Regions from separate parts of the Homo sapiens genome. Here region 2 is linked to region 1. A link is a loop called in an ENCODE intact Hi-C map of the cell type or tissue named here. Cell type or tissue: HCT116. All regions are shown on one strand. Links, peaks and the distances in the headings refer to the core of each region. The heading gives the core; the rest is flanking DNA.

Evidence for each region. Hi-C counts contacts between places; a loop is a spot of excess contacts. Peaks named below come from ENCODE experiments on the same cell type or tissue, not always from the same donor. Only the 100,000 strongest peaks of a DNase experiment are listed, where the experiment ranks them.
Region 2: it touches region 1 in a loop (5-fold over the local background); 2 of 110 quality-filtered maps call a loop at or near these places.

What each region holds. Positions count from the first base shown.
Region 1 is chr4:84,601,700-84,607,089 of GRCh38, reverse strand. CDS1 (CDP-diacylglycerol synthase 1) reads right to left here. Exons shown (of 13, transcript NM_001263.4): 2 at 2,720-2,847. Among named protein-coding and RNA genes, the nearest start is that of CDS1, 21 kb to the right of the region's middle. In HCT116, for the core only: no CTCF peak of the experiment used is centred there; no DNase peak of the experiment used is centred there.
Region 2 is chr4:84,678,929-84,684,318 of GRCh38, reverse strand. WDFY3 (WD repeat and FYVE domain containing 3) reads left to right here. Exons shown (of 68, transcript NM_014991.6): 63 at 194-376; 64 at 1,849-1,945; 65 at 5,077-5,390. Among named protein-coding and RNA genes, the nearest start is that of CDS1, 98 kb to the right of the region's middle. In HCT116, for the core only: no CTCF peak of the experiment used is centred there; a DNase peak (open chromatin) is centred at 2,198; H3K4me3 peaks cover 840 bases; H3K27ac peaks cover 1,414 bases.

The sequences.
Region 1 (5,390 bases), core at 95-5,094:
TCTATTGTTTAACAAACTATGTAGACATAAACTTCTCATGAGAGCATGAGCATGAGGCAGAACTAAAAATGAGTGTAGAGTCAAAAATGCTATGGCTAAAAGGCCCCATGTAGTTGTACAGATATAACTGTTTGTGGATTAATGGATGGATTAGAAAACTGGGCTAGGTCGCAAATCTAGTCAGAGGTAAATAAAGGACCACAAGCCAAGGCAAAATCCTGTCTCTATAAAAAATACAAAAATTAGCCAGGCATGTTGGCTCATGCCTGTAGTCCCAGTTACCTGGGTGGCTGAGGTGGGAGGATTGCTTGAGCCTGAGAGGTAGAGGTTGTGGTGAGTTGAGACTGCACCACTGCACTCCAGTCTAGGCAACAGAGTGAAACCCTGTTTTAAAAAAAAAGTAAGGGAAGGGCATAAAACTTGACCAAGGGATTTCCCTTTTAGGACTTTATCCTAAGGAAATAATTAATGGATGTTAAAATAAAGTTACTACAAAGAAAAATGTTTAATGTAGAGGTATTTTTAATTGTGAACATTTAGTAATATACTAAATGCCCAGCAATAGGTGGTCAGTTGGATAAACTAGACCATAGCCATGCAGCAAAATATACAGACATTAAAAATGTTTCTGAAATATATTTAGGATCCTGCATGAAATGTTGTTCCTAATAATACCATGGAATGAAAATTAAAACAGTAAGGTAGAAAACAGTACAATCTCATTTTTGCTTTACACACATCCATACATACACACACATACACACACACACACACACACACACACTGCACAAGAAAAAAGCCTCAAAGGGTAAACACTGAAGTATTCTAAATATTAATGTCTTGGTAGGAGGATTACAGGATTTTTTTTTCTGCAAGTAATGTACATTTCTTATGTAATTACTATTTTTAATCCTATGTATCTACAAATTCTAAGTCTTTGCAAGACAGTCTGTTTTCAATATTAGACTAAAAACAGGATAAAAATGTATAAAACAGATTACATGTAAAACATTCATGTAATCTTTGTAGAAAAGTTTCTCGAGAAGATTGAAACCACTATATTATCTATTGTTCATTTTCTAAAACCAATTCACTCATAAATAGCATAGATAAGAATACAGGCATTGAAGCCACAGTACCTAGGTTCAGAATGTGGGTCCATAACTTACTAGCTACATGACCCTTGATATATAATATCTGCCTACGTTTCCACATTTATATACCTGTGTTACAAGGCTGCCATGAGAATATTAGTCAATACATATAAAGTGCCTGAAACAATACTAGTACATAGTAAATGCTAAATAAATATTAGCTGCTAGTATTTGCTATTGTTACTTTATATCAGAAAAAAACAACTTCATGATTAAGGAAGATCTTATTATGAATGACACACACAAATCTGGCATCATTCTTACAGAACATCGACTACACAAAATTTCAGGTCTGAGATAGACTTGATGAGATTTTAATGCAAAGTTATATCTGGGAATTAGGTCATGAAAACAACTGGGAACAAGAACTATTAAAATAATCATGCTTTTCATAGCAGATCAAAGATATGTTCTATTGGTTAAAAAATATGAAAATGTTGCTTTTAACCAATATATTCTAATATGGTTATCCCTTACAAAGTAAAAAAAAAAAGAAAAATTCATATTACATTTACTAGATACGACTAAACTAGTGGTTTTCAGATCGCAGGCTATGACCCAAGGGTAGTAAAATCCATTGAATAAGTTACATGTAGCATTTTTTGTTCAATAACATAGAACAGCATCAAATACAAAAGAAATCAGAGGGTATTACACAGTAATGGGAAGAATTGTTTCATAACATTTTTGCAGCAGTTAAAATATACATTTGTGTGTCTTGGAATGTGGTATACAATGTATTTCTTACTGTGTCATAGTGTCAAAAAGTTGGGGAAACATTGTTCTTTCTACACCAATATGTAACATTTCATACATTAATCTGGACAAAAGCTTAGGTTTACTTTGCTTTTATAAATTTTATAATTCATATTACTAAAGTATACAATGAAGGGTAATATAATTAGCTGAAATTTTGTGGTCATCACACATTTTTAAATGTTGCACAAATATAAAATGGTAATGGATTGTGGAGTTTTAGACAATAATCTTAAACTCAGTTAAAAGAAAAGAAAATACTGGCCTGGTGCCATGTTTCACGCCTGTAATCCCAGCACTTTGGGAGGTCAAAGTGGGCAGACTGCTTGAGCCCAGGAGTTTAAGACCAACCTGGGCAATGTGGTAAAACCCCATCTTATTTAAAAAATGAAAGAAAGAAAAGAAAAAAGAAAAAAATACCTATTTCTGTCTGGCATTTGAAAAATAGGGAACAGAGACTATGGAGTTTTATTAGGTGTTCTAATACCAGAAAAAGCAATGTGACGTGGTAAATAGATCACAGGCTTCAGAATCTGACAGCCCAAGGCAAGAATCCCAGGTCTATATCTTACTAGCTCTGTAGCCTTCAACAATTAACCTCTCAGCCTTGGTTTTCTTATACTTCACAAGGTTTTAAGGGTGGATACACATTAAATACATAGAACTATACCTCGGATATTAGGTGGCCTTTTTGACCACCTAATACCATGGCTGGAAAACTTACAAAAAGCCAAATTTATTACATGGACAAGGATAACCTCAAAGCCTATCTTGTGCACTAAGATATACTCATCTTCATCCAATCATACCTTGAAGATAAACCAGATAGAGCTTTTTTGAGAATCTCAGGGGTTCTATCTGAGGATGGTGGAATTTCCGGAATATCAGAATCTGTTCTGGAATCCAAATCTCCATATCTGTCATCAATATCTGTTTCCTAAAATTAAAAAGACAAATTACTTTGCAAAATCACGTTTAAAAAAGCACAGGCTGGCCAATACATTCATTTATTGCTCAGTGTGTCAAATCTCAGTGACATAATCTGAAACAAAGAAACTACTATTTATCTTGAAAATCTTAGCACTGCTATACTTCTTTGTTAGGAAAGTTTGACTATCTTCGCTAAAATCTACTACTAATAATACAAAGGATAACTTTAAACAAAAGACACAAAAGAAGCTCCCATATTTTCTAAATCAGAAATATACCCCTAAAATCAGATGTTTTGCCACTTAACTGGGAGATCACGGTGTTAGTTCCATGTAGATTCTGATCAGCTGTTGAGTCCCTTTTTAAATTTGATTTCAATTAAAGCATCAACAGTAAGAGTAATATCTTACACGAGCGTAGCATTTCATATATATTTGTAAACATTTCAACTTCCATCATTTTTATTAGATCCTCAAGAGAGAATCCCAATTGAAGCAGGTCAAATGGACCTCATCTCTATTTTACTGGTAGGTAAACTATGATCAACAGCATTTGGTGATGAGATTTTTAAAGAAGTTATTTAAAACACAAACCGACTTCTGAGTGCATGTACAGGAGCTGCGTGAGTATGTTGGAGATGGCAGGGAGCTCTAGGCCTTTCAACAAAGGTGGTCACTGCAGAATTTCCAGGGATAGGGTGATCAATGCAATTTTCAAAACAGAAATGTCATCTAATGCTCAGTTTTAAAGTTGTTCATTCTGCTGTAAGTCTCCACTGCCATGTTCTTTCCTCTTCTACAACCTCTCCCGCCTCAGGCCCTACCCTTTCCATCCTACCCTGGCAACCTTCAGTTATGAGTGGTGAACACACAGAAACCTTGGGAGAATGGCTTACAGAGGAGGAAACTGGAGTGAGGGTGTTGAACTGGGATAGAGGAAAGAGAATATTCCCTGGAGGCAAATACAAATAGAGCATTGAGCAGGATATCAAGCCTGAAATAATCCTAGGAATAAAAGCACCCAACAATTCAGAATGTTGAGGATTCTCAATCCAAACTCAGCCCTTATTAGCTCCAAAACATTGGCAAATGTCATCACCCCTTCGAACTGTTTCTTCATCCCTAAAATGAAGCATTTAGTATAATGCCAAGGACTTAGTAAATTCAAATAAGCAGTAAGATAATATTATGATTGAATCAAGTCTTCTAATTCCTCATTAGGAGGCTCACCAAATATAATGTTAGTCTTCGGGAGTATTTTCAGTTTTCATAAAGCACTAATAAACTTTAGTTTACTCACTTTTTAAGTACACAATTACGAAATTAAATGTGTCAACGTACCCTAAATTACAAATGAGAAATAGAAATGTCAAATTCCCACTGTGACACCGAGAGTCAGTTGGCCCTGAAGCTGCTTAAATAGAGAGAGATGGTAACTAATAAACAACCAGATAGAACATCCCTTCAGAAAATGGCAGGGCACCTGCCGTCAGTCTGGTAAGCCACAGAGCTTGGACATCTAGAACAAGGGAAACACATCAGTTTTTTTTTTCTTTTCCCTGCCATTTTCTTTTCACCTTTAATAACCCAGAGTATTGACAGGAGTGGTGTGAGGGGTAGTGGGGTTGGTGACTAATGGAAGTGGTTCTCTAGGGCAGTATCACCATCCTACAAAAAGAGCATGAGACTAGGAATCAGGAGTTACTAGCTCTAATTCCACCTCTACTCTAACTAGCAGTGAGACAAACAGCAAATCACTTAATCTGAAGGAAACTCAGGCCTTGGTTTCCTTATTTATAAAATACTAAAACCATTAGACTAGCATTCAAATTGTGCTCCTCAAAATATTAAAGTTCTCTGCAAGCCACTTCAAAGTCCACTTTGCAGTAATGGTGATGCGCTGCAACCCTCCCCTCCTCACCCTCAACAAGGCTGTCCTGCTTTTATTTATATTATTTAAGCTTCTGATTTCTATTTTATACCCTTTAGAGAAACACAAAATAAAAACTTAAATTGCACCAGGAGTCTTTCATTCAGTAATTAAAGAATACAAGACAATTTCTAAATAGTGGCATTTTGGAGCAACGTTACTCAACTATGAGAATGAGTAGCAGGGGCCCTTGTTTTACTGTATTTAATGTATAGACTCTGTTGCAAAGATGCTAGACTTGAAAAGGAAAATAAGAGTGTGAATGGAGATCAGGGAAAAGAAGGAAGTACTATAATACTTTTAATGATCAAATAGAGCCATGCGGCACTGTGCATGTTGAATGAAGGTATGTATGTACGTACGTATGTATGTATGTATGTATGTATGCATGTATGTATTTATTTATTTGAGATGGAGTCTCACTCGGCCACCCAGGCTGGAGTGCAGTGGTGTAATCTCAGCTCACTGCAGCCTCTGCCTCCCAGGTTCCAGCGATTCTCCTGCCTCAGCCTCCCGTGTTGCTGGGATTACAGGTATGCCCCACCAGGCCCGGCTAATTTTTGTATTTTTAGTAAAGATGGGGTTTCACCATGTTGGCCAGGCTAGTCTCGAACTCCTGAC
Region 2 (5,390 bases), core at 196-5,195, 77 kb before region 1:
TTAAAGAAGCCTCTGTTCGGAGTATTTTTTTTTAAGTCAGCAAGCACTGAATTTCAGGTTACCTAAGAAATTAGCCACTAGTCTTAGGACTGAAAGGCTTTCTGAGAACTAGGCCAGGGATTCAATTTGCTTCAGAAACCAGAAGGTAATTGGAAGGGAGCAAAGAGAATGACGTTTTTCTCTCTCTTCTCAGGGGGACATTGTGTCCTGCGCTGGCACATATATCCATGTGTGGAGCATCAATGGGAACCCTATCGTGAGTGTCAACACGTTCACAGGTAGGAGCCAGCAGATCATCTGCTGCTGCATGTCGGAGATGAACGAATGGGACACGCAGAACGTCATAGTGACAGGACACTCAGATGGAGTGGTTCGGGTAAGTGAACTGAGAGAAAAACTCATTAGGATATTTGTCATCCTAGTTTACCAGAAACTTGTAGCTAATTACAGGTTAAGAACACCTGAACAAGTTGTAATGTTTAGTGAACTCTCGCTCCAGCTCAGACAGGCCTTGGCCTCTGCGTTATCAGACATGAGGAACACTGGTGTCTTGGCCTCTTTTCTTCCTATTAAGTAGATCTGGTAGTGCTACTGGCCATTTGACAGCTTGACACAGTGAGGTCAGTCAAACATGATTCCCATGTCACACTGGGATTGCTCAACATGCGAACTGCAGAAGTACTGGGTTTTCAGCCTGTCAAATGGCTTCGTAGGGAAAACATAGTGAGCAGGGATAAGTCTCTTCCCTACAGAGAATCACAGTGCTGGAAAACACTTCGAGGATCCCCAGCTAGGATCCCAGATGACTGCACCTGAAGCCTAGATGTAGTTTATCCTTTTCTTAGGTTGCTATGTGCTGGGACTCTACAGAAAATAGAGGCAATGGAGTATTCACTTTTGTAGTCTGTTGAAGTATTTGAGTTTTTCTGTCTCAGGAGATTTTTCTTTGTGCTTGTTTTTCTTTAATTGTGCTCTTTGTAAAAGCAGAGAGCAGCTGATTACCACCCTCTTTAGTCAGAGTCACATGTTGAAAGACAGTGAAGCCATCAGTCCACTCCAATACCACACCCTGTACCTCACACGGTACACATCTGTGCACACACAAAAACTCACAAACACACACACCCTGGAGTCTGCTTCCTCGACAGTGGTATTTCACACTGCTCAATCTGTGAAGCAGCATAAAATAGCTCCCTAGCCAGGCACCTGGGGATTCTGTTTACTGTATGCCCTCTTGGAGATATATAATGTGTATTAGCATATGCAAGACTCTGAGAGGTTTTTGTAGGAAACAAAAAAGTTTACTTAGTTGAACTATGTTTTTGTTTTGTTTTTGAGACAGAGTGAGTTGCTCTGTCGCCCAGGCTGGAGTGTAGTGGTGCAATCTCGGCTTACTGAAACCTCTGCCTCCCAGGTTCAAGCAATTCTCCTGCATCAGCCTCCCAAGTAGCTGGAATTACAAGCATGCACTGCTATGCCCGGCTAATTTTTGTACTTCTAGTAGAGACAGGGTTTCACCATGTTGACCTGGCTGGTCTCAAACTCCTGACCTCAAATGATCCGCCCATCTTGGCTTCCCAAAGTGCTGGGATTATAGGCAGCACTACACCTGGCCTGAACCATGTTTTTAAACTAATATGACTATAATCTTTTTCCCTGTACTTTGAAACAGCCATTGTGTGCAGGCAGCCCGCTGCCACATCTTCCAAGATACGGGAAATCTAACTGTATAACATGATGGAAATTAAGTTATCTGTTAACCCTGACAGTCTCTCTTCATTGAGTAATGTAAATTGGTTCCTTAATCTGTTTCTTAACTTTTTAATTTTTGTACTTATTTAAATTTAGTTTTGGAGAATGGAATTTTTGCAAGTTCCTGAAACACCAGCTCCTGAGCCTGCTGAAGTCCTAGAAATGCAGGAAGACTGTCCAGAAGCACAAATAGGTATTTAATACTTTCTAAAAATGACTCAAATCGTTTTCATATTTCTTTTAAGTCACTGTGGATAAGCTTATACCAAACAACATAAAGAGGAGCCCAAGGTTGGGCACTGCTTGGAGAAGCATGGTTGCTGCCTGTTGTGTGATTCCTTTGAGCAGACATGCAAGGTTTTCTCTACTTCACTGGGCAACATTCAGTGTAGTGGTGTCTTGTGGTTAACTTCCACATTCCATACTAAATATAGCACTTACTTCCTAGAGTACCAAAGGCTTTGGCTTTCACTTCTGAAAACACACAACAGACCTAGAGGGCGTGCTGTTGTATAAGTCAGACAAGCCCTGCTGCACCCCAGCCCCACATTTGTTCTGCCCACCATGGGGCTGGCTCAGTGTGGACAACAGATACAATTGTGTTTGTAAACAATTAACAGAGGCAGACCAGAGTCCACAGTCAGACTTGCTTACATTGGGGCATTAATTCACACTGAAGCCTGGTTACCTATAGTCCATTATTTGTGAAGCAATTTAAAATTTTTCAGTGAAATATAGAGATAATTGATTTCTACCCAGAATAACTGAAAGCAATGCCATAATGCCAGGGTGAGATCTGCTTTGCATTGCAGTCACTGAAGAAGCCGCCCCCTTTGATGTAGAACAGTGGAACTTCCTGGAAAGGAACTTCCTGGAAAGGAACAAGGTTTGAAGTTTGACCTTCAGATTGTTTCTCCATGATTGGCTTTTGTGCACTGAGAATTCAGTGTGACTTTGATGATGTGAGAGAGTTAATAAAGGAAACTTAGCAAAAGGACACAAGTCACTTCTCTATATAAGCTGAAAGTAGCTTTTACTTTCCATGCCAGAGAAGAAAAAAGATCCCTTGGGCAGGACATTTTAATGTTGGTGTTATATTAGTACATGTAAATTTCTAATTACAGCCCCACCAAAAAGGTCATCTGGGTGTTTGGGGACATAAAAATTCAGTTTAATTCAATAAGTGTTTGGGGGTTACCTGTTATATGTCAGATATTGAATTAAGGGAACCAATGAAAAGTGGGTCATTTTCCTTTCCCTTAAAAAGCTTTTAAGTAAATAACAGTGGAAGAGGAGATGAATGAGTGAGATAGAAGGGGTCAAATTCAGGGTGGAAAGATATTTGTATGTCTTTATTGTGGGTAGTCTGGCAGAAGTGGCAGGGAGAACAGCCCACAGGAAGGATTGAACAATGTAGAAGTGGTGAGATTTGTGGGCACTTGCTGGGGTGAAATGTAAACAAGCTAGTGGTTCACTGGAAATTAAAGCCGCTTCCAAAGCTGCTTGTTTGCGGACCTCAGAGCTCACGATCATAAGCCGTTGGGGTGAAAACTTCATTCACATTAGTCCAATAGCCCCCTACTGAGTAGGAAGCAGGCAAATAAAGTATTTGTCTTGCTAAGAAAATAACTTTGGTGGGCTCAGTATCCTCAGGAGTTGGTTCTAAGACCTCCTTTTGATACCAAAATCTGAGAATGCTCAAGTCCCTGATATAAAATGGTGTATGTAGTATTTGCATAAAACCTACTAACACCCTCCTGTATACCTTAAATCATCTCCAGATTACTACCAATACAATGTAAATGCTGTGTAAATAGTTGCGATATTGTATTGTTTAGGGACTAATGACAAGGAAAAAAATTCTGCACATGTTCATTTGCAGACACAGTTTATTTCCCCAAATATTTTCCATCTGAGATTAATTGAATCCATGGATGTGGAACCCACAGAAATGGAGGGCCAGGTATACTTGTTTCTTATACATTTTCCCTCCAGTAGACTTTATTGCAAGAGAGTAGAGAGTTGATGTGAAGAAATGCAAAATAACAGTGAAAAGAGGAAGAAGAACAAAATTCCAAAGTAAGGCTTTCATAGAATAATTCACTAATCTTTAGCCAGATGTTGTGGCATGCACGTGTGGTCCCAGCTACTCAGAAGGCTGAGGCGGGCAGATTCCCTGGGCTCAGGAGGTTGAGGCTGCAGTGAGCTATGATCGCTCCACTACACTCCAGCCTGGGTGATAGAGCAAGATCCATGTATGTAAAAATAAATACATAAATAAAAATTAAAAATAAGGTAATTCACTAATCTTTGAGTCATTAACCACTATATGCAATGGCCCTTTTCTCTACCATCTTGTAGAAAGAATATCCAAAAATAGCTGGGTGTGGTGGCCCACGCCTGTAATCCTAGCACCTTCGGATGCCAAAGTGGGTGGATCATGAGGTCAGGAGTTCAAGACCAGCCTGGCCAACATAGTGAAACCCCGTCTCTACTAAAAATACAAAAATTAGCCAGGTGTGGTGGTGGGTGCCTGTAGTCCTAGCTACTTCCAAGGCTGAGGCAGGAGAATCGCTTGAACCCAGGAGGCAAAGGTTGCAATGAGCCAAGATCATGCCACTGCACTCCAGCCTGGGTGACACAGCAAGATTCTGTCTCAAAAAATACATACATACATATATATATATATATACACACGTACGTGTGTGTGTGTGTGTGTGTGTGTATATATATATATATATATATGAAGAATATCCAAAAGTAATCATTTAGAATGATAATTTCAAGAACTCAGGAGGCACAGAACTGTTAAAGGAGTCCAGAAAAGGGGGAGAATACTTTGAGCTGAAGGAATTGGGTGATTCAGAGACAAGAATGTTTAAGCTGTCCCTTGAAAGCTAGGTGACATCGGAACCCACAGAGATTGGAAAGATGGGTCTAGGCGGCACCAGCAGCATGTGAAGAAGCTCACCTTTGGAGGAGCAGGTCTGCAGGGAGAGAGCTGGAGTGACACCATCTAGCTGCAGCACAGCAGGGAGTGTGCGGCAAAGGCAGATTCTGGCCAGATTGTGAGAGATTGAATTCCAAGCTAAGGATTTTGGCCAAAGTTTTTAATAAACTCTTTCAGAAATTCGACTTTTTTATTTCTTTGCTCTCTGTACTCTAGCCAAAAATCCTGGCACTTACTTTCTTTTTTGTTACACTTAGCTTAAAATATTATGTCTATAGAGGCTTATAACTGGGAGAAAAAAAATACTAGCAGAACAAAGCTGGGTGTAACTTTGATGGTTCCGTATGTTCCAATTCTCTCAATGCTTCACCCAGGGCAGGAAGCCCAAGACGAGGACAGCAGTGATTCAGAAGCAGATGAGCAGAGCATCAGCCAGGACCCTAAGGACACTCCAAGCCAACCCAGCAGCACCAGCCACAGGCCCCGGGCAGCCTCCTGCCGCGCAACAGCCGCCTGGTGTACTGACAGTGGCTCTGACGACTCCAGACGCTGGTCCGACCAGCTCAGTCTAGATGAGAAAGACGGCTTCATATTTGTGAACTATTCAGAGGGCCAGACCAGAGCCCATCTGCAGGGCCCCCTTAGCCACCCCCACCCCAATCCCATTGAGGTGCGGAATTACAGCAGA